2 separate regions of the Homo sapiens genome follow, and region 2 is linked to region 1. The links are chromatin loops, found by intact Hi-C in ENCODE. Cell type or tissue: CD4-positive, alpha-beta T cell. All regions are shown on one strand. Each heading gives the region's core, and the rest is flanking DNA. Links, peaks and the distances in the headings are about the cores only.

Evidence for each region. Peaks named below come from ENCODE experiments on the same cell type or tissue, not always from the same donor. Only the 100,000 strongest peaks of a DNase experiment are listed, where the experiment ranks them.
Region 2: it touches region 1 in a loop (4-fold over the local background); 24 of 110 quality-filtered maps call a loop at or near these places.

Annotation. Positions count from the first base shown.
Region 1 is chr3:101,798,094-101,808,082 of GRCh38, reverse strand. It overlaps NXPE3 (neurexophilin and PC-esterase domain family member 3), which reads right to left. Exons shown (of 8, transcript NM_145037.4): 5 at 6,094-6,848; 6 at 957-1,030. Among named protein-coding and RNA genes, the nearest start is that of NXPE3, 24 kb to the right of the region's middle. In CD4-positive, alpha-beta T cell, for the core only: CTCF peaks have their summits at 4,513 and 4,718 (motif pointing left); a DNase peak (open chromatin) is centred at 4,712.
Region 2 is chr3:101,691,230-101,701,218 of GRCh38, reverse strand. LOC124906262 (endogenous retrovirus group K member 5 Gag polyprotein) reads right to left here. Exons shown (of 3, transcript XM_047449415.1): 3 at 1-8,326. The coding sequence ends at 6,211. Among named protein-coding and RNA genes, the nearest start is that of RPL24, 9.5 kb to the right of the region's middle. RefSeq lists enhancers at 1-200, 961-1,720. In CD4-positive, alpha-beta T cell, for the core only: CTCF peaks have their summits at 5,032, 5,231 and 7,464; DNase peaks (open chromatin) are centred at 5,238 and 7,448.

The DNA.
Region 1 (9,989 bases), core at 671-8,670:
GAGAATTTGCAATTCTATCAGGTTGCCTGGTAATGCTGATGCCACTGATCCACAGACCACACTTTGAGAAGAGCTGCTATTCTCCAACCCAATGTTATTTTAAACATTTCCATGATAATTTTACCCATATCTCTAGAGCAGCAATGTCCAACACAACTTTTTGTGATGATTTAAACATTTCCATGATAATTTTACCCATATCTCTAGAGCAGCAATGTCCAACACAACTTTTTGAGATGATGGATAAATTCTACATAAAATGCTGTCTACATATAGTTATTGGGCATGTGTGATTAAATAACTAGATTTTGAATTTTATTTAATCTTAATTGATTTAAATTTGAATCACTACAAGTGACTAGTTGCTATCATATTGGACAAGGTTGTTCAAAAGACTCTTGAGGAGCCAAACAGAAGAGGGCTGGCAAGAGAAGAAAACTTTTACATGAGCTTAAATAGCAAAACTCGGCCGTGCACATGTCTGTAATCCCAGCACTTTGGGAGGCCAAGGTGGGAGGATTGCTTGAGCTCAAGAATTCAAGACCATCCTGGGCAACATGGCAAAAATTTGTCTCTGCAAAAAAAAAATGCAAAAATCAGCCAGGTGTGGTGGTGTGTGCCTGTAGTCCCAGCTACTCGGGAGGCTGAGATGGGAGGATCAATTGAGCCTAGGAGATCAAGGCTGCAGTGAGTAAAGATTGCGCCACTGCACTCCAGCCTAGGTAACAGAGCAAGACCCTGTCTCAAAAAAATAAAAATAAAATAACAATAAATAGCAAAACTCAGAATTATGCACATAAGATCTGATTTTTTTAATCAAACAGTACTTTTAATATTTTCAATTGTGCCCAGAAGTAACTATGGCATATAAGTTTTTGCAACATAAATGAAACGACAGAGCCTCAACCCAGTTAGTAAGAAAAACAACAAATCATCAAGCTTATTCTTTTTTTTACCTTTTATTCTCCTGGGAATCACAGTTACCCAATCAGGTCCACTGGAGTTGACTGGCATTTTGATATTGACACCACTTTAAGAGGAATAAAAAAGCACAAGCTCAGGTTCAGGAACATTTATTTTCAGATATATGTCTTTATTGGCAAATGATAAAATGACTAATTTCACGGAGCCTTATTATGATGAAATATACTTATGAATGTTAACCAACACAAAATAATAAACTGGGTCTCTTGTAGTAAGCAGGTTTTATGTACATAAAAACTGAAAAGAAATTAAATTGATTCTTAAATTTCACTCCACTGTATACTGCTAAGAGTGCAAACTCCAAAATGACCAATTCTGGTTTGAATTATGTACTCCCCTTGGACTCAGAGAATGGCTCACACTGACAAGAATGTCTATTTTGTCATTACTTAGTTTTCAGGCTGCAAGTATACGCTGCATTAAGTCATGTATCAGATTCCTCAGGCCTTTTCCAGATCTGACAGGAGTCCTAGTGGGGACACTTGCCCCCCAGATACTTACTCATGCAGTACTTTGCTCATCATTACCAGGACTCTTTAGTGTCTGTTCCCCTTACTAAAACATGTACTACTCAAGGGAGGCAGCAGGGGAAAAAAATAAAATAAAATAAAACATATACTACTCGAAGATAAGGGTGGTGCCTCATTCATCTTTGTATCCTAGCACAGGCCCTGGTCTAGAGTCCACACTCAGTAAATATTTTTGGAGGGCTGCATTAAAACATGGGGGAGGGTGGAGGTAAGGAGAAAAGCACTCGAAATCCGGGGCAACTATTCCAGAAACTGAGTCACAATAAAACTAGGTCTCTTGTACTTAGACCAAAAACAAAAACATAAAATGTTAACTTCTCAAATTCTTGATATGGGAATGTGCAGTCATTTTTTATTATTTCATCAATTTCAGAAAAAACTGTTTATTCAACAAATAATTCTTAAGCTTCTTAAGCCAGGTACTGTCCTAGAATCCAGGGCTACTACAGTAAGCAAAACACACAGCATCTCCTTCTTCATGGAGCTGACATGGAGACAGACAAAAAACAAGTAATGAAGGAAGTGTACAGGCCTGGCCACATTACAGCATAATCAAATTTCATAGCTTAAATAAAGTGATTTTTAAGAGAGCACATATAAACTACTTTCATGAGTTTAGACTTTTATGGTAAGAAAAAAATATACAATTTACTTGTCTATAGTTATAATAATTATATAATTATTATTGTACAATAATAATTTTCTTACAAAAACATAATTTCCTGTAAAAATATTTGCAGGAAAACTTCTTCTATAATTTTCCTGCCAAAATATTTAGCCTCAATCTAATCACATGGAAAGTGAAAACAATAAAGCAAATCCAAAGCAGACTGGGCGTGGTGGCTTACGCCTGTAATCCCAGCACTTTGGGAGGCCAAGACGGGCAGATATCCTTGAGGCCAGGAGTCTGAGACCAGCCTGGCCAACATGGCAAAACTCCATCTCTACTAAAAATACAAAAATTAGCCAGCTATGGTGGTGCGTGCCTAGTACTCCCAGCTACTTGGGAGGGTGAGGCACAAGAATCACTTGACCCCAGGAAGTCAAGTGAGCTGAAGGTTACAGTGAGCTGAGATCACTGCACCGCACCCCAGCCTGGATGACAAAGCGACACCCTATCTCAAAAAAAAAAAAAAGGACATTCTACAAAACAGCAACATCAAAATTGCCAATGTTGTACAAAACAAAATAGGCTAAAGAATTCTTTTGGATTAAAGAGATAACCAAACACACTGAGTAAGCATAGATTAGATTAGTTAAAATTAAAAAGATAGCTACAGAAGTCATTATTGGGACAACTGAAGAAACTTGAATATCTAATATGAACTGCATATTAAATAACAGTACTATAACAATGATAAATGTCCCAAATGTGATCATTATGGTTATATGTTAGAGAAAGTCCATTTTCTTAGGAGAGGCATATTTATGGAGTGCAGTGCCATGATGTCTGCAACATACTCTCAGGTGGTTCAGGGGAAAAAATTATACACAGATACATATAAACACAAAGAAAGATAAAGCAAAATGTGTCAAAACAATAATAGTGAATCTAAGTTAAAGGTATATGAGTTCATTGTTATTATTCCTGCAATGTTTCTAAAGATTCAATTTTTTAAACACAAAGTTAGAAAGAAAAAAGTAGCAATCATGCTAAAATAAAAGGGAAATGTTGTAGGTGATAAGCCCATTCTTTCAAAAGGCCTTCCCTTATATTAATAGGATCTTTAAGGAAACCCCTGTTGTCCTTTCCAAAAGTAACACTTTTATTCCCTTATAGATAAAGAACAAAGATGACATATTTTAATTGTTCAACTGTCATTTAGGGAACCAAATACCAAGGCTAAGCTTCTTAATTCTTTCTGGTTTAAGTAAGGTTATGAGCTACCAAGGAAGAGAAGTAAAAAAGGATATCAGCTCAACATATTTGGGCCATGAGCTCAAAACAGTATACCCAAAGATCCCCCAAAAAATCAATTTCAATCTTTTTCTTTTTCTTTTCAGATGGCCTTATGCAATATTTCAGAACTTTAACAGAATAAAGGGTGGAAAATGAAAATCAATTATGAGAACTCTGTCAAATGTTTGCTTTCCAAAAACTTACACCACCTCAGACATTGTTTTCTCAGCAAACTTCCAGGTAAATAAAATTCCGCAATTATTCTACAACAATGTACCATCAACCAGCCTCACCCAGGATATGCAAGGAAGGGCAGGGACAAACACATTATTTTATCCTTGTGGGTTCACGGGTGCTTTTTTGTTTTTAATGGTAGAATTTATAGTCAGAAATACTTTTAAGTTTTACACTAATTTAGTTCTCTAAACTTTCTCTATTTTCCACCTGGAATTTGCGTAAATTACTATGTTTCTTCCTCTTTGCTAGGCCACTAAGTAGACTGACAACGTAACTCTATAGGGCAATTATAGTTAACAATCATTTACTATATATTTCAAAACAATTATGACAGTGGAATTGGAATGTTCCCAACACAAAGAAATGATAAATGCTTTAGGCAATGGATACTCCAATTACCCTGATTTGATCATTACATATTATATGCTTGTATCAAAATATCACATCTACCTCAAAAATATGTGCAACTAGGATGTATCCATAATAACTTAAAAATCTAAAAACACAACTCTAACGGGGTATGGTGGCTCACATCTGTAATTCCAGCCCTTTGGGAGGACAAAGCAGGAGGACTACTTGAGCCCAGGGGTTCAAGACCAGCCTGGGCAACATAGTGAAACCACATTTCTACAAAACATACAAAAATTAGCTGGGTGTGGTGGCGCACACCTGTAGTCCGAACTACTCGGGAGGCTGAGGTGGGAGAATCCGTCGAACCCGGGACGTTGAGGCTGCAGCAAGCTGCAATCATGCCACTGCACTCCAGCCTGGATGACAAAGTGAGACCCTGTTGCAAAACAAACAAACAAACCAACCCTCTAAAATAGGGTAATTGAGTAGTCTTCATATATAGGCAAAAAAGTACACAGAAATAAAATAATCTGCTCAGTCACTAATAAATAGCATGTCTGAAACCTGAACCCACGAATAAAATGAAAAATTTTGTTTTGGTTTTGTTTTGAGGAGTTGTGAAATTTAATTTTGTTTTCATTTTGTACTGAGCCATAGAAAATACTAGTCTTCTCAGCAGTACAGTAAACACTGTACATTGAGTAGTGCTCCCTCTGCTGGCCTTCTAAAAGTATGGCATGAACCCACTACATATGTACATAATCTGGTATGACCAAAAGCTGACTTCAGGGTGGAAAACTGAAGAGTTTTATTTTAGGAGCTCCTACAAACCACATACTTTATGGTAGCAACTTTTCTCCCATACGGTAATGAGTGGACATAAAGTATGAAATTTTTAGGGTGCCCAGATATCCTTAACAAAAATACCTCCCTTTTATCCAACAAAAAAATTCTCTCTACCAAGGAATGTTTAAAAACAATATATTTCACTAAAAAGTAAAAAACATGTATACATTCTTTCAAACAATTGTACTTTTTGTTGAGACAGGGTCTCACTCTGTTGTCCAGGCTGTAGTGCAATTGTGATCACAGCTCACTGCAACCTCAAACTCCTGGGCTCCAGCCTTCCTCCCACCTCAGCCTCCCAAAGTGCTGGGACTACAGTCATGAGCCACCACGCTTGGCCAGCATGGTACTTTTTAACCATGTAGCTTTTATAATTTTTTATTTCTTAGTGATGTTATGGAATGTTGAAGAAAACACAAATTTTAATTCATACTGGTTCCATATTCCTTTCTGCACATTATTCCATGTATTTCTCATCATGCTGAAAATATTTTAAGCTTACATTTGAAATAGAAATTTGAACACAATACTGCAATAATTTCAACAACTATTTAGCTTAAAAAATATAGTTTTCTGTGGTATTCCTGACTTCCTATGCTTATTAAGTCAACCCAGCAATGTTGCCATATTCATAGTTTTTTAATCAGTAGGTTCAAATGATTTTAAAAACTGTTATTATGTTACTTTTTAAAGTTTCAGTTCATTAGATACAAAGATAAAACACCAGCCTGACTACCAGCCCTACCAGCCCTGTTCTTGGATTATTTTTTTCTTTACATAAAATAGATGGGGTCTTGCTATGTTGCCCAGGCTGGTCTCAAACTCCTGGGCTCAAGCGATCCTCCCGTTTCAGCCTCCCAAAGTGCTGGGATTACAAGCATGAGTCACCACATCTGACCCTTAGATAACTTCTATCTGTTCTGTGAATAAGGGATTTTACTTACACAGCTACTGTGTAAACATGCTATGTGGTTCTAAAGGAAAACACAGATATGAGGGTAAAGAACAAAAATTCAAGGGTAAAAGGTCTTTAATTTGGACTCAGATAAGCATTAAGCTTCATTTTTAAAACACTAATGAAAAATACAAATCTATGTTTTTTTTTTTATTCACTACCTCTTCTGTATTGGGCCAAGTTGAGAGAGAGGTAAGAAACACATACCGAATACCAGAAAGTCTCCTAAATGGGACAAGGACAGTGGAAAAGAACTCTTCAAATCATCCCCAAGAAAAAGCAGTACATACCTCTGGAAGAAAGCACTCTCTGCAGCGGTTAGGAGACCTTTCAGGTATCCACCTTTGAAATGGGTAATTCTGCTGCTGCAAGGGAGCTTCTTTGGTTTGAAGCAGAACCAGGGCTCCCCAGTGTAGAGGTCTGTAAAGTTACACAGGGGCAGATTCCCAGGAAGACACACGTTGCACTCAGTAGTTTCAGAAATTCTTCCTGAACGGAAGAGACTCTTGAAATAGACCCTGTCTGGTTTATCTTCCTGTAAGCGCTGAAGAACTCTGATCCCTTCACTGGGGTGGACCAGAGATACGGATACTTTAACTTTGCCTGGCCATAGCAAAGTAAAGAAAACCTTGTAAAACCCATTCTGGTAATCCACCACCCTGCCCACAGCCCCAGCCTGCAGCTTGAGGGAGTGAATTCTGGCCTGCAGGTAGTCTCCACCATACTTCTTGGGCTTTCTTTGAAAATCCTGCACATGAACCAGCACCTCAAGCTGGCTTCCCACCTTAAAGAAGGCAGCAGAGTTCAAGATGACAAAGTAGCTGGAAGAAGGGTCAGTGCTCTTCACAAAGGGGACTGGGCCCACATCAGGAACCTGCCGGTGCAAGGCAGCCAGCAAGGAGTCCTCCTCCATGCGCTCCTGGCTGGACAGGGTCTGCTGATCATAGCCACAGTAGGGATTTCGGCTAATTCCTGTCACCTGGGAGGAAACAAACTGTCCACTGCTGTCGATGAAAGTGGCTGAAACAGTCTCATGGTCCAAGTACTGAAGAAGAAGACACAAACAACAGAAATTACCACTATAATAGGTCTCTGTATTTTGGCATAAATTCAGAGGGCTCCCCACACTTCTGTGAGTTTTAGCTCCAGGAGCTCAATCAGATTCTCACAGTGAATATCAAAGAAAAATCCCCTTGGGCTTCCGGGAAGAGAAAGGGAAAAGGACCCATTTTGAAGTATGCAGAGCACTGTGTTGTTCTTAACAAAGCTGCCCCTCAAGAGAAACCACTTTATCAGAACCTAGCCTATTGGAGTTTTATCAGAGCCTAACCAACTTGAGAGAAGGGAAATATCCAACTCCAGCCCACTCGAGCCACCCAGTCCAACCTAAGATGGAGAAACACCAAGAAAAAAGTAAAGGAATGGAGAAAGATATACCATGCTAACACTAATCCAAAGAAACCAGTAGTAGTTATATTAATTTCAGACAGAGCAGATTTCAAAGCAAGGAAGGTTAGCAAAGATAAAGAGGGTCATTACATAATAATAAAGGAGTCAATTCTCCAAAAAAAAAAACAACCCTTAACATGTATGTACCTAACCAATGAGTATCAAAACATGTGAGGCAAAAACTAATGGAGAAATAGATGAATCTACATTATAGTCTGAAACTTCAACAATCCTCTATCAGAAATACACAGATCCAGCAGGCAGAAAATCGGTAAGGACATAGTTGAATTCAACAGCACCATCAATAAACTGGATATAGTTGACATCTGTAAACTACTTCATATCAAGCTCACATGGAACATTCACCAAAACGGACCACATTTTGGGCCATAAAATACACCTTAAAAATTTTTTAAAATAAAAATCATACAGTGTCTTCTCTTAAGCCATAATGAAATTAAACTAGAAATCAATAATAGAAAGAGAGCTGGAAAAATCCCAAAATGGTATACAAATGGGTAACATACAAAATCTCATGAGAAATTTAAAAATATGTTAACTAGGTGAAGGTGAAAATATAATTCATTAAACACTATAGAATGAAGCAAGAGAAGTGCTTAGAGGGAAATTCATAGTACTATACATATTTTAGGAAAGAAAAACAACCTAAAATCAGTAATTTAACCTTACATCTTAGCAAACTAGAAAAAGAAGAGCAAACAATATCCAAAATAAGCAGAAGAAAAATAATAAACATGATAGCAGAAATCAATGAACTTGAAAACAGGAAATCAATAAAGAAAAATCAATGAAACCCAAAGCTGGTTTTTTAAAAGATTGATAAAATTGATAAGCCCTCTACCCAGGCTAAGAAAAAAAGAGGGAGGACACAAATTATTAATATCAGAAATGAAAGAGAAGCCATCACTACAGATCCCATGGACATTAAAGGAATAAAGGAATATTATGAACAATTCTATGCCCATAAATTTGATAACCCAGATGAAATGGACCAATTCCTTGAAGGATACAATCCATAAAGAATGCACCTAATGATGCAAAAGTAATATTATAACTAGTGGAAATCAAATATAAAAGAATGAAGTAGGCCAGATGCGGTGGCTCACACCTGTAATCCCAGCACTTTGGGAGGCCGAGGCAGATGGATCACAAGGTCAGGAGTTCAAGACCAGCCTGGCCAACATGCTGAAACCCCATCTCTACTAAAAATACAAAAATTAGCTGAGTGTGGTGGCAGGCGCCTGTAATCCCAACTACTCGGAAGGCTGAGGGAGAGAACTGCTTGAACCCAGGAGGCAGAGGTTGCAGTGAGCCAAGATCGCGCCACTGCACTCCAGGCTGGGCGACAGAATGAGACTCCATCTCAAAAAAATAATAACAAATAAATAAATAAGAATGAGTAGGGCTTTCTTCATCACTTAGAGCAGGAAGTTAAGATATATTATGCTGTTGGGGAAATAAAAGGACTAGATACATTATTTAATGTTATATATAGAAATAAAATTAATTTTACAAATTGTGGAAGGAGAATGAAGCAGAGGCCTCATCTTTCATTATGTTAACAGTAGTAGATCAGGTGCAGTGGCTCATGCCTGTAATTCCAACACTTCGGGAGGCTGAAGCAGAAGAACTGCTTGAGGCCAGGAGTTCAAGACCAACCTGGGAAACATAGCAAGACCCCCATCTCTACAAGAATTTTTTTTTAAAGTTAGCCAAGCGTGGTGGCATATGCCTGTAGTCCTAGCTACACGGAAGGCTGAGCTGGGAAGATCACTGAACCCAGGAGCTCCAGGTTGTAGTGAGCTATGATCACACCATGGAACTCCAGCCAGAGCAACAGAGCAAGACCTTGTCTCTAACAAATAAATAAATAAATATAAATTAAAACTGGGCTGGGCACAGTGGCTCACGCCTGTAATCCTAGCACTTTGGGAGGCAGAGGTGGACAGATCGGGATCGTTTGAGCTCAAGAGTTCGAGACTAGTCTGGGCAACATGGTGAAACCCTGTCTCTACTAAAAATACAAAAATTTAGCTGGGTGTGGTGGTACACACCTGTAATCTCAGCTACTCAGGAGGCTGAAGCACGAGAATTGCTTGAACCCAGGAGGCAGAGGTTGCAGTACGCTGAGATTGTGCCACTGCACTCCAGCCTGGACAACAGAACAAGACTTTGTCTCAAAAACTTTAAAAGAAAAAAAAAAAAAATATATATATATATATAGACACACATATATATACATTATATATATAGACATATATCTACATACATATATACATACATATATACACATACATATATATGTGTATATATATGAGGATTGCTTGAGCCCAGGAGTTAGAGGTTACAGTGAACAATGACTGTGCCACCGCACTCTAGCCTGGGCAACAGAGTGAGACCCTGTGCTTAAAAGAAAGAAAAATTAAAAAACAGCAGTAGCAGAAACAGCCAACATTTATTGTGATCACTTATGTGCTGGATACTCTTGTAAACAGTTTACATGAATCTTTAAATTCAATGTTCAAATTATCACATGTGGTAAGTCCTGTTATTATGTCCATTTTAGAGACAAGGAAACTGAGGCAAAGAATAGCTTAATAAGCCAAAAAACACATGAAAAAATGCTCATCATCACTGGCCATCAGAGAAATGCAAATCAAAACCACTATGAGATATCATCTCACACCAGTTAGAATGGCAATCATTAAAAAGTCAG
Region 2 (9,989 bases), core at 1,009-9,008, 110 kb after region 1:
GGCTGGAGTGCAGTGGTGCAATCTCGGCTCACTGAAACCTCCCCCTCCCAGGTTCAAGCGATTCTCGTCAGCCTCCCAAGTAGCTGGGACTACAGACACCTGCCACCACACCTGGCTAATTTTGTATTTTTAGTAGAGATGGGGTTTCACCATGTTGGCCAGGCTTGTCTTGAACTCCTGACCTCAGGTGATCCACCCACCTCTGAAGGGATGGGTTGCCCCTCCACACCTGTGAGTGTTTCTCTTAAGGTGGAATGAGAGACTTGGAAAAGAAAAAGACACAGAGACAAAGTATAGAGAAAGAAATAAGGGGACCCAGGGAACCAGCGTTCAGCATATGGAGGATCCGCGCCGTCTCTGAGTTCCCTTAGTATTTATTGATCATTCGTGGGTGTTTCTCTGAGAGGGGGATGTGTCATGGTCACAAGACAATAGTGGGGAGAGGGTCAGCAGACAAACACGTGAACAAAGGTCTTTGCATCATAGACAAGGTAAAGAATCAAGTGCTGTGCTTTTAGATATGCATACACATAAACATCTCAATGCTTTACAAAGCAGTATTGCTGCCTGCATGTCCCACCTCCAGCCCTAAGGCGTTTTCTTCCTATCTCAGTAGATGGAACGTACAATCGGGTTTTATACCGAGACATTCCATTGCCCAGGGACGGGCAGGAGACAGATGCCTTCCTCTTGTCTCAACTGCAAGAGGAATGCCTTCCTCTTATACTAATCCTCCTCAGCACAGACCCTTTACGGGTGTCGGGCTGGGGGACGGTCAGGTCTTTCCCTTCCCATGAGGCCATATTTCAGACTATCACATGGGGAGAAACCTTGGACAATACCTGGCTTTCCTAGGCAGAGGTCCCTGCGGCCTTCCGCAGTTTTTGTGTCCCTGGGTACTTGAGATTAGGGAGTGGTGATGACTCTTAAGGAGCATGCTGCCTTCAAGCATTTGTTTAACAAAGCACATCTTGCACAACCCTTAATCCATTTAACCCTGAGTTTGACACAGCACCTGTTTCAGAGAGCACGGGGTTGGGGGTAAGGTCATAGATTAACAGAATCTCAAGGCAGAAGAATTTTTCTTAGTACAGAACAAAATGGAGTCTCCTATGTCTACTTCTTTCTACACAGACACAGTAACAATCTGATCTCTCTTGCTTTTCCCCACATTTCCCCCTTTTCTTTTCGACAAAACCGCCATCGTCATCATGGCCCGTTCTCGATGGTCGCTGTCTCTTCGGAGCTGTTGGGTACACCTGCAGACTAACAACAGACAAAACAGGCACACAAGGATTAATATGAGATTTATAATCATAGTACTTCCGATGGTCTTAACCCAAGTGACAGGGTTAAGATTTGCGAGGCCATCAGCAACTCCTGCAATTGCCTCAGTTCCTGGCATCAAATTTAAATGGGCTTTTGATGCTTCGAAAATTTGTTATTTTAATTTGGAAATGTCTAAAGTGAGATTATCTTCTCTTCCCTGTAGATGGCGTCTAACCATGTCCCAGTGATGCTCAGACTCATTATAAATTTGGGGTGTAATACAAAAATCTGACGTATTCCAGTCACACTGTAACTGGAAACAATGTTCTAAGCTCATGAGTCTGTCTCCCATCCAAATGACAGTTTGTCTAAGATCATTAATTTGATTTGCCAATTTTTGATCAATACTAGATTGTGAATTCCACAATCTTGTAGAATTCTTTTGCCAATCATTAACAAAGTTTACCGACTGAACAGAAGAGTGCAATGCAACTCCTGCCACAGCAGCCGTAGCTGTGACTGCAATTAATCCCATAATCACTGCAATTAAGGTAAAAATGAATCTTTTGGATCTATTTAAAATGCCTTTTAATACTTCAGTCAAAATATGGATGGATGGCGAGGCCTCCCACGGTCAGTCCACGGACACAGAGATCCACACGCCCTCTCTTGCTCTCACCAGCAGAATACGGTGCCGCCAATTAAAAGTTGAATCAATGCAAGTAAACAATCTACAATTTTCACAGGTTATAGTTTGGGAGTCTGGTTTAATAACTATATTTCCTACAACTAGCATATAAGAGGGCTTTACGCAACTTTGTAAAGGAACCGTTAGACTGGAATTTAGGTCGATAGTATAAAATGGCTTACGATCTCTTGTTTCTAAAGTTTGATTTCCAGACCAAATTCTAATGTGGTGTCAGGCCAAAGCCTCCATAATTCTGGATGTTCAGGACCAGAAACAGGACTTATTATTTCTGGTCTTGGGGTAGAGATTCCTTTTTCTCCCCATTCCCAAGGGTAGAAAGACTGTAATTTTTTATGCTTATGTTTGTCTAGACTTTCTGTTAAGTCGCTATCAACAGCTGGACTCACTTGTGCACTTGGACACGACTGAGTTTGTCCTGAGCAATTGTGGTAGAATTGACCTCGAGGTGCCCAATCTATAATAGTTCCGAATTCATTGTTTTGTAATATCACCGCACTATTGGCCACACATTCTTCCCAAACTAAAACTTCTGTATTTTTTGATTCTTTGGGAATTTCCTTGGGGCAAGGTTTCCCTTTAGGTCTAAATTTTAATGATCTTTGATAAGAAAAGTCTTGTAAATAATTTACCCGTGGCCTGAGTGACATCCCGCTTACCATGTGATAAGTGAATCTACTGTTAGGACTGACAGTAGGTACTTCTACCAACCAATTTTGGACTGCAGGCATTAAACATCCTGGTGCTCTCCCTAGGCAAATAGGAGGATAACGATACACAATGGAAATATTTATCATCATCCCTTCTTCCTCAGGTTTGGCAGGGCAGCGATCATCTGTGGGGCCAGGTACCCATACACTATCATTAACATATACTTCTATAGGATTATCCATCCATGTGACTGGGGTTACCATCTCTGTGGAGGCCCTTTTCTTTGCATCTCCGATGGGTTCATTGTAGAACTTCAAATGTCTAGTGGGTATCCAAACAGGAAGCTGATTTTCTCCTGGTGAAACACAAGCAAAACCTCTCCCCCACGTTATCACCTTCCCTATTTCCCATGTCTTATTTTTATTATCTTTCCACCAAATTAGTTTTCCTTCATGTGGGCTGTGCTTTTTACCAGTAAGATGTTGTTTTGCAGAAGTAGTAGTCTGATTTCTATAAATGTTTAAAAAATTTAAAGTATAGAGTGCTAGATTAAGTTGCATCTGAGGAGTGGTACACTCCTTACTGTCTCCCCCTTCTTTTTGTTTAACTAATTGAGTTTTGAGTGTTCTATTAGTTCTTTCAACTATGGCCTGTCCTTGGGAATTATAAGGAATTCCTGTTGTATGTGAAATTTTCCACTGACTTAAGAATTTTTGGAAAGCTTTACTACAATATCCTGGTCCATTGTCAGTTTTGATTTTTTCTGGAACTCCCATTACAGCAAAACAAGATAATAAATGTTTTTTAACATGGGAAGTACTTTCTCCTGTTTGGCAAGTTGCCCATATGAAATGTGAATAAGTATCAACTGTTACATGAACATATGATAATCTTCCAAATGAAGGAACATGCGTGCCATCCATTTGCCATAACGCATTAGGACACAGACCTCTGGGATTAACTCCTGCCTCTTGAGTGGACAGGTGTAAGACTTGACACTGGGTGCAATGTTGTACAATATCTTTTGCCTGTTTCCATGTGACATCAAATTTGTTTTTTAATCCTGCTGCATTTACATGAGTCAAAGCAAGAAGTTCTTGTGCTTTTATGAATGCAGATGATACCAGTAAGTCAGCTTGTTCATTTGCTTTAGTCAAAGGCCCTGGTAAATTAGTGTGTGCTCGAATATGAGTAATATAAAATGGGAAATTTCTTTTTCTTACAGTTTGTTGTAATAAATTGAATAGCTGGTTTAAATGATCGTCCGTGCTATATTTAATTAGAGCTGTCTCAACATCCCTTGTAGCCTGTACTACATATGCAGAATCTGATATAATATTGATAGGTTGGTCAAAATCTTGTAACACTGTAATGACTGCAACCAACTCTGCTCTTTGAGCTGATTGATACGGAGTTTTGATTACTCGTTCTTTCGGCCCTGTGTAAGCCGCTTTTCCATTGCTGGAACCATCAGTAAATACTGTTAGAGCATTTTCTAAAGGTTCACGTCTGGTAATTTTAGGTAGAATCCAAGTAGTCAATTTTAAGAACTGGAAGATTTTTGTTTTTGGGTAATGATTATCAATAATTCCCAGAAAATTAGCAAGACCAATCTGCCATGCACCAGAACTGATAAAGGCTTGTCTAACTTGTTGCTTGTTGAAAGGAACAGTGATTTTATCTGGGTCATTTCCACACAATGTTATTATTCGTAATCTTCCCTGACCAATTAATGTAGCCATTTGATCCAAGTACAATGTAAAAGTCTTAATTGTACTATGAGGAAGGAAGGACCAATCCACAAGATCTGTGTTTTGAACAATGATGGCTGTTAGAGAATGTGCAGTACCAAAAATCAAAATTTGGAGTGGGGCCAAGTGATCCTATTTACTTGTGCTGACCGAATTTTTTTCTTCAATTAATTTAATTTCTTTAGTTGCCTCTGGAGGTAACATTCTTTCACTATTTAATTCCAAGTCCCCTCTTAAGAAAGAGAACAAAATTGACATGGCATAAGTAGGAATGCCTAGAGTTGGCCAAATCCAATTAATATCTCCGAATCCAATTAGTATCTCCTACCAACTTTTGAAACTCATTTAATGTTTTTAATGTGTCTTTTCTTATTTCTATTTTTTGTGGTTTAATTTTCCTTTCCTCTACCTGCATTCCCAAGTAATGGAAAGGAGGAGAGGTTTGAATCTTATCAGATGCTATTGTCAGTCCCGCGTTGGCAACCTCTGTCTGAGAAATGTGTAACGGTCAATTAATTTGTCTCTCGTTTCTGCAGCACACAAAATATCAACATAATGAACGATATAACAGTCTGAAAACTTGTCTCTAACTGGTTGCAGAGCTTGAGCTATGAAAGTCTGACAAATAGTTGAATTATTAAGCATTCCCTGAGGCAATACTTTCCACTGAAACCTGGTGGCTGGTTCTTTATTATTTAGGCTGGTATAGTAAAAGCAAATTTTTCAAAATCCTCTTTTGCCAGAGGAATGGTAAAAAAGCAATCCTTCAGATCAATTATAATTAAAGGGGACCATGGCTGGAGAGGGCAACCGGGATGGGAGAGCCCCCATGGGTTGAATTATGGCATTAATGGCTCTTAAGTCAGTTAGCATACGCCATCTGCCGGATTTTTTCTGAATTACAAACAGGAGAATTCCAAGGCGAAAATGAAGGCTCAATATGTCCTTTTTCTAACTGTTTCTTTGCTAATAAGTGTAAAGCCTCCAGTTTTTGTTTTGGAAGCGGCTACTGATTTACCATACAGTTTTTTTTTTTCCCCCCAAATTAATGGAATGGGTTTTGGAGGCTCTACAGTGACCGCTTCTAAAAAGGATGCCCTATTCCTTTTCTTTTTTTGATTTTTTTCAGCCTCAGTTGGGACTTTAATGCCATCTTCATTCTTTCCTAGTCCCTTTTTAGGGAGCTATCCCATTTTAGTCATGATTTTTTGATTCCTGGGGCTGTATAGGGAGGCTGGGATAGTAATCTCTGCATGCCATTGTTGTAACAAGTCTCGGCCCCATAAATTGATTGGAATAGAAGTGATCATAGGCTGAACCGTACTTTCTTGATTATCAGATCCTAGACAATGTAAAATCATGGCACTCTGATACACTTCTGAGGCGGTGCCTATGCCGATGATAGAAACATCAGCCTGGGTATCCACTAATCCTTCAAACTCTTTCCCTGAATAGTGACTGTACACACGGGTCTATCCTCTGAGACCTGATTAGCCCAATAAGTGGCTTTTCCTGCAGGGTTGGTACTTCCAAACCCTCCTGTTCTTTCCGTTTTGTTTTCCCCAATTTTAACATAAGGCAAAAGCAGTAATTGAGCAATTCTATCACCTGGATTGGCACTCCAGGGAACAGTGGAGCTGATCACTAACTGAATTCCCCCTTTATAATCTGAATAAATTACCCCAGTATGAATTTGGACTCCCTTCAAATTTAGACTTGATCACCCTAAAATAAGGCCTACCCTCCCTTCTGGCAGCGGGCCATATACCCCTCTAGGAATCTTTTGTGGGGGCTCTCCAGGGAGTAAAGAGACCATTTGGGTGGAACATAAATCTACTGTGGCGCTGCCTGCTGTGGCGCGGGACAGCTGTTGGATTGTTGTAATTGGCTGACTCCCTGAAGTGGTGGTATTTTCTGTAGGGGTTGTTGTCCTTGAAAACCCTGAGGAACAAACAGTTGAACTGGGAATGCCCCAGTTTGTTGGGGGGCCTGAGGCTGGCCCCTCTTCCTGTTTCCCGACAATGGTTGCCCATCTTTATCAAATTTAGAATGACATTGATTGGCCCAATGTTTTCCTTTTCCACATTTTGGACACAGGCCAGATGGCTTTTTATTTTTTGCTGTAATAGCTTGATTTATTATATTCTGTTTATTTAAGACTGGGCAACTCCTTTTCAGATGACCGATTTGACCACAATTATAACATTTTTTCCCAAATGTTCTAACTTGTCCTCCTAGAGTGAGCCCCCTCATTGCTTGAGCCATTAGCATTGCCTTATGCATAGCTCCTCCAATCCCATCACAAGCCTTCACATATTCTGTAATTACATCAACTCCTGCTGGAACTTTTCCTTTTAATGGCTTTATGGCCGACTGACATTCTGGATTTGCATTTTCATAGGCCATTAATTCTACAATAACTTTTCGGGCATTGTCATCTGTAATAGACTTTTGAGCAGCATCTTGTAATCTTGCCACAAAGTCAGGATATGGCTCTTTAGAGCCTTGTCTAATTGAATTAATAGGGAAAGCTGTTCCTGGGTCCTGAATTTTTCCCCAGGCCCTGAGGCAAATAGCCCTTACTTGTTCAATAGCCTCATTCTGCATCACTGATTGTTGGTTAATGGTGCTCCAATTTGGACCTGTTCCTAACAATTGGTCTGCGTCTATATTAACAGTGGGCTTAGTAGCCTGATTTTTTCGTACCTGTTCTTGTACTCCATCAATCCACCAGGTTTTAAACTGTAGATACTGAGAGGATGAAAGGGAAGATTTGGCCAAACTTTCCCAGTCATAAGGAGTAAGTCTATTTCCATGAGCAATGGAATCTAATAATGTTCTTATATAAGGGGAGTTGGATCCATATTGTTTAACTCCTTCCTTTATATCTTTTAACATTTTCATGGTGAAAGGTTCACATCTAGTCTCAGCTCGGGCAGGCGCTCCTACTTGAGTCTCTTCCCCGGCCTGTACCAGTTGTAAAATTACCAGGAACCGCCATGCCTCAAGATCTCCCTGTTTTCTGGCTTCATCAATGACTGCGTGCAGTGTACCACCTTGTCCACTACGTGATGCTGTAGGATTAAGTCTCACAGTGGGCGGCTGAGGATATGGCGCCCTGCCCTGTAGTGCTGGGGGCATTCCTGGATATCCATACTGACTTTCTGGGGGTGGCAGATACTGAAGTTCAGCCGGCGGCCAGTATTGATAAGCTACTGGCGGTTGGGTCTTATTTTCTTTAACCTGCGTTTGAGGTTGTAATGTTACGGGCACCTGACCTGCTGGAAGAGGACTTGGCCCTCGTGGTTTAGACTCTGATGGCCCCACTAATTCTGGACCTTTTCCTTCTAATTTTAACGTTTCAGGATATATCACCCCCTGTAATTGATTATAGTCAACATTTTGCGTTGACTGAGCCATTACTGGCTCTGTTACATATTCGCAATGTAAACTTTCTGTTTCTTTCTGGGATTTTCTCCCTGTCTTTTCATTACAATCTATTACACAGCTTCCAGGGGCATCAGAAACTGAAACGCTATCTTCTTTTGTTTGAAATGGTTCTAAAGCTGCTTTAATAATGGCCCAATCATTCCATACTGTAAGTGGAATGATATTACCCTTTCTACCTGCTTGTTTTAGTTCCTCGCCAATTCTTTTCCAATCTTTTAGATCTAAAGTTCCTTGTTCTGGAAACCATGGGCAAAATTGTTCTATTATTTGAAATAGCTTGATTAGATTTTTTGTAGATACTCTAACTCCCCCTCTTTTTAAAAGAATTTTAATAAAGCTGAGATAAGAGGCATATTTACTTTTAGTTTTACTTTTAGTTTGCCCCATTATCACCCTAGCTTCTTCCGAGCGCACAAGCTTACCGCAAGGCTGACTGTAGATGTACTCGGGATCTCTCGTCAACTTGTCCTCAATGACCACGCTCGAGCGTACCTTCACCCTAGAGAAAAGCCTCCACGTTGGGCACCAGATGAAGGGGTGGGTTGCCCCTCCACACCTGTGGGTGTTTCTCGTAAGGTGGAACGAGAGACTTGGAAAAGAAAAAGACACAAAGTATAGAGAAAGAAATAAGGGGACCCAGGGAACCAGCGTTCAGCATATGGAGGATCCGCGCCGTCTCTGAGTTCCCTTAGTATTTATTGATCATTCGTGGGTGTTTCTCTGAGAGGGGGATGTGTCATGGTCACAAGACAATAGTGGGGAGAGGGTCAGCAGACAAACACGTGAACAAAGGTCTTTGCATCACAGACAAGGTAAAGAATCAAGTGCTGTGCTTTTAGATATGCATACACATAAACATCTCAATGCTTTACAAAGCAGTATTGCTGCCGGCTTGTCCCACACCTCCAGCCCTAAGGCGTTTTCTTCCTATCTCAGTAGATGGAACGTACAATCAATCGGGTTTTATACCGAGACATTCCATTGCCCAGGGACGGGCAGGAGACAGATGCCTTCCTCTTGTCTCAACTGCAAGAGGCATGCCTTCCTCTTACACTAATCCTCCTCAGCACAGACCCTTTACGGGTGTCAGGCTGGGGGACGGTCAGGTCTTTCCCTTCCCACGAGGCCATATTTCAGACTATCACATGGGGAGAAACCTTGGACAATACCTTGCTTTCCTAGGCAGAGGTCTCTGCGGCCTTCCGCAGTGTTTGTGTCCCTGGGTACTTGAGATTAGGGAGTGGTGATGACTCTTAAGGACCATGCTGCCTTCAAGCATTTGTTTAACAAAGCACATCTTGCACAACCCTTAATCCATTTAACCCTGAGTTTGACACAGCACCTGTTTCAGAGAGCACGGGGTTGGGGGTAAGGTCATAGATTAACAGAATCTCAAGGCAGAAGAATTTTTCTTAGTACAGAACAAAATGGAGTCTCCTATGTCTACTTCTTTCTACACAGACACAGTAACAATCTGATCTCTCTTGCTTTTCCCCACAACCTCAGCCTCTCAGAGTGCTGGGATTACAGGCATGAGCCACCGCGCCCAGCCTCCCTTTTAAAGCACTTTCTGAAGTCAAGCCTGATTCAGGATTGCAAGCCTGCAGAGAACTATGGTGGTAAAGCCTAAAAAGATAGAATCCTTCCCACACCTGAGAAGGCAGTATTTTTAGAAGGAAACAACAGAATCACACTTAAGTCACTGCAAAGGCATTCATGTTTATACATTTCTGAAACTGTCTTACTTGAACTTTATGTGGCTTTTAGCACTGTCAAAATGCTTCCATAAGCTTCTATGAGGTTACTGTTATGGATCTCTATCTTCTTTGACCTCATCTGCTCAGCCTCCTTCAATTGATTATTTTCCTCCATTCACCTATCCTTTAAATATTAGTATTTCCTGATTCTTTTTCTTTTTTCTTTTCTTTTCTTTTTTTTTTTTTTTTGAGATGGAGTCTCACTCTGTCACCCAGTCTGGAGTGCAGTTGTGTGACCTCACCTCACTGCAACCTCCAACTCCCTGGTTTAAGTCATTCTCCTGCCACAGTCTCCTGAGTAGCTGGGATTATAGGCACCTGCCACTACACCAAGCTATCCTGATTCTTTTTGTGATGACTCACTCTAGGCACCATTTCTAGGGGTGGTAGACACAGAAACATACT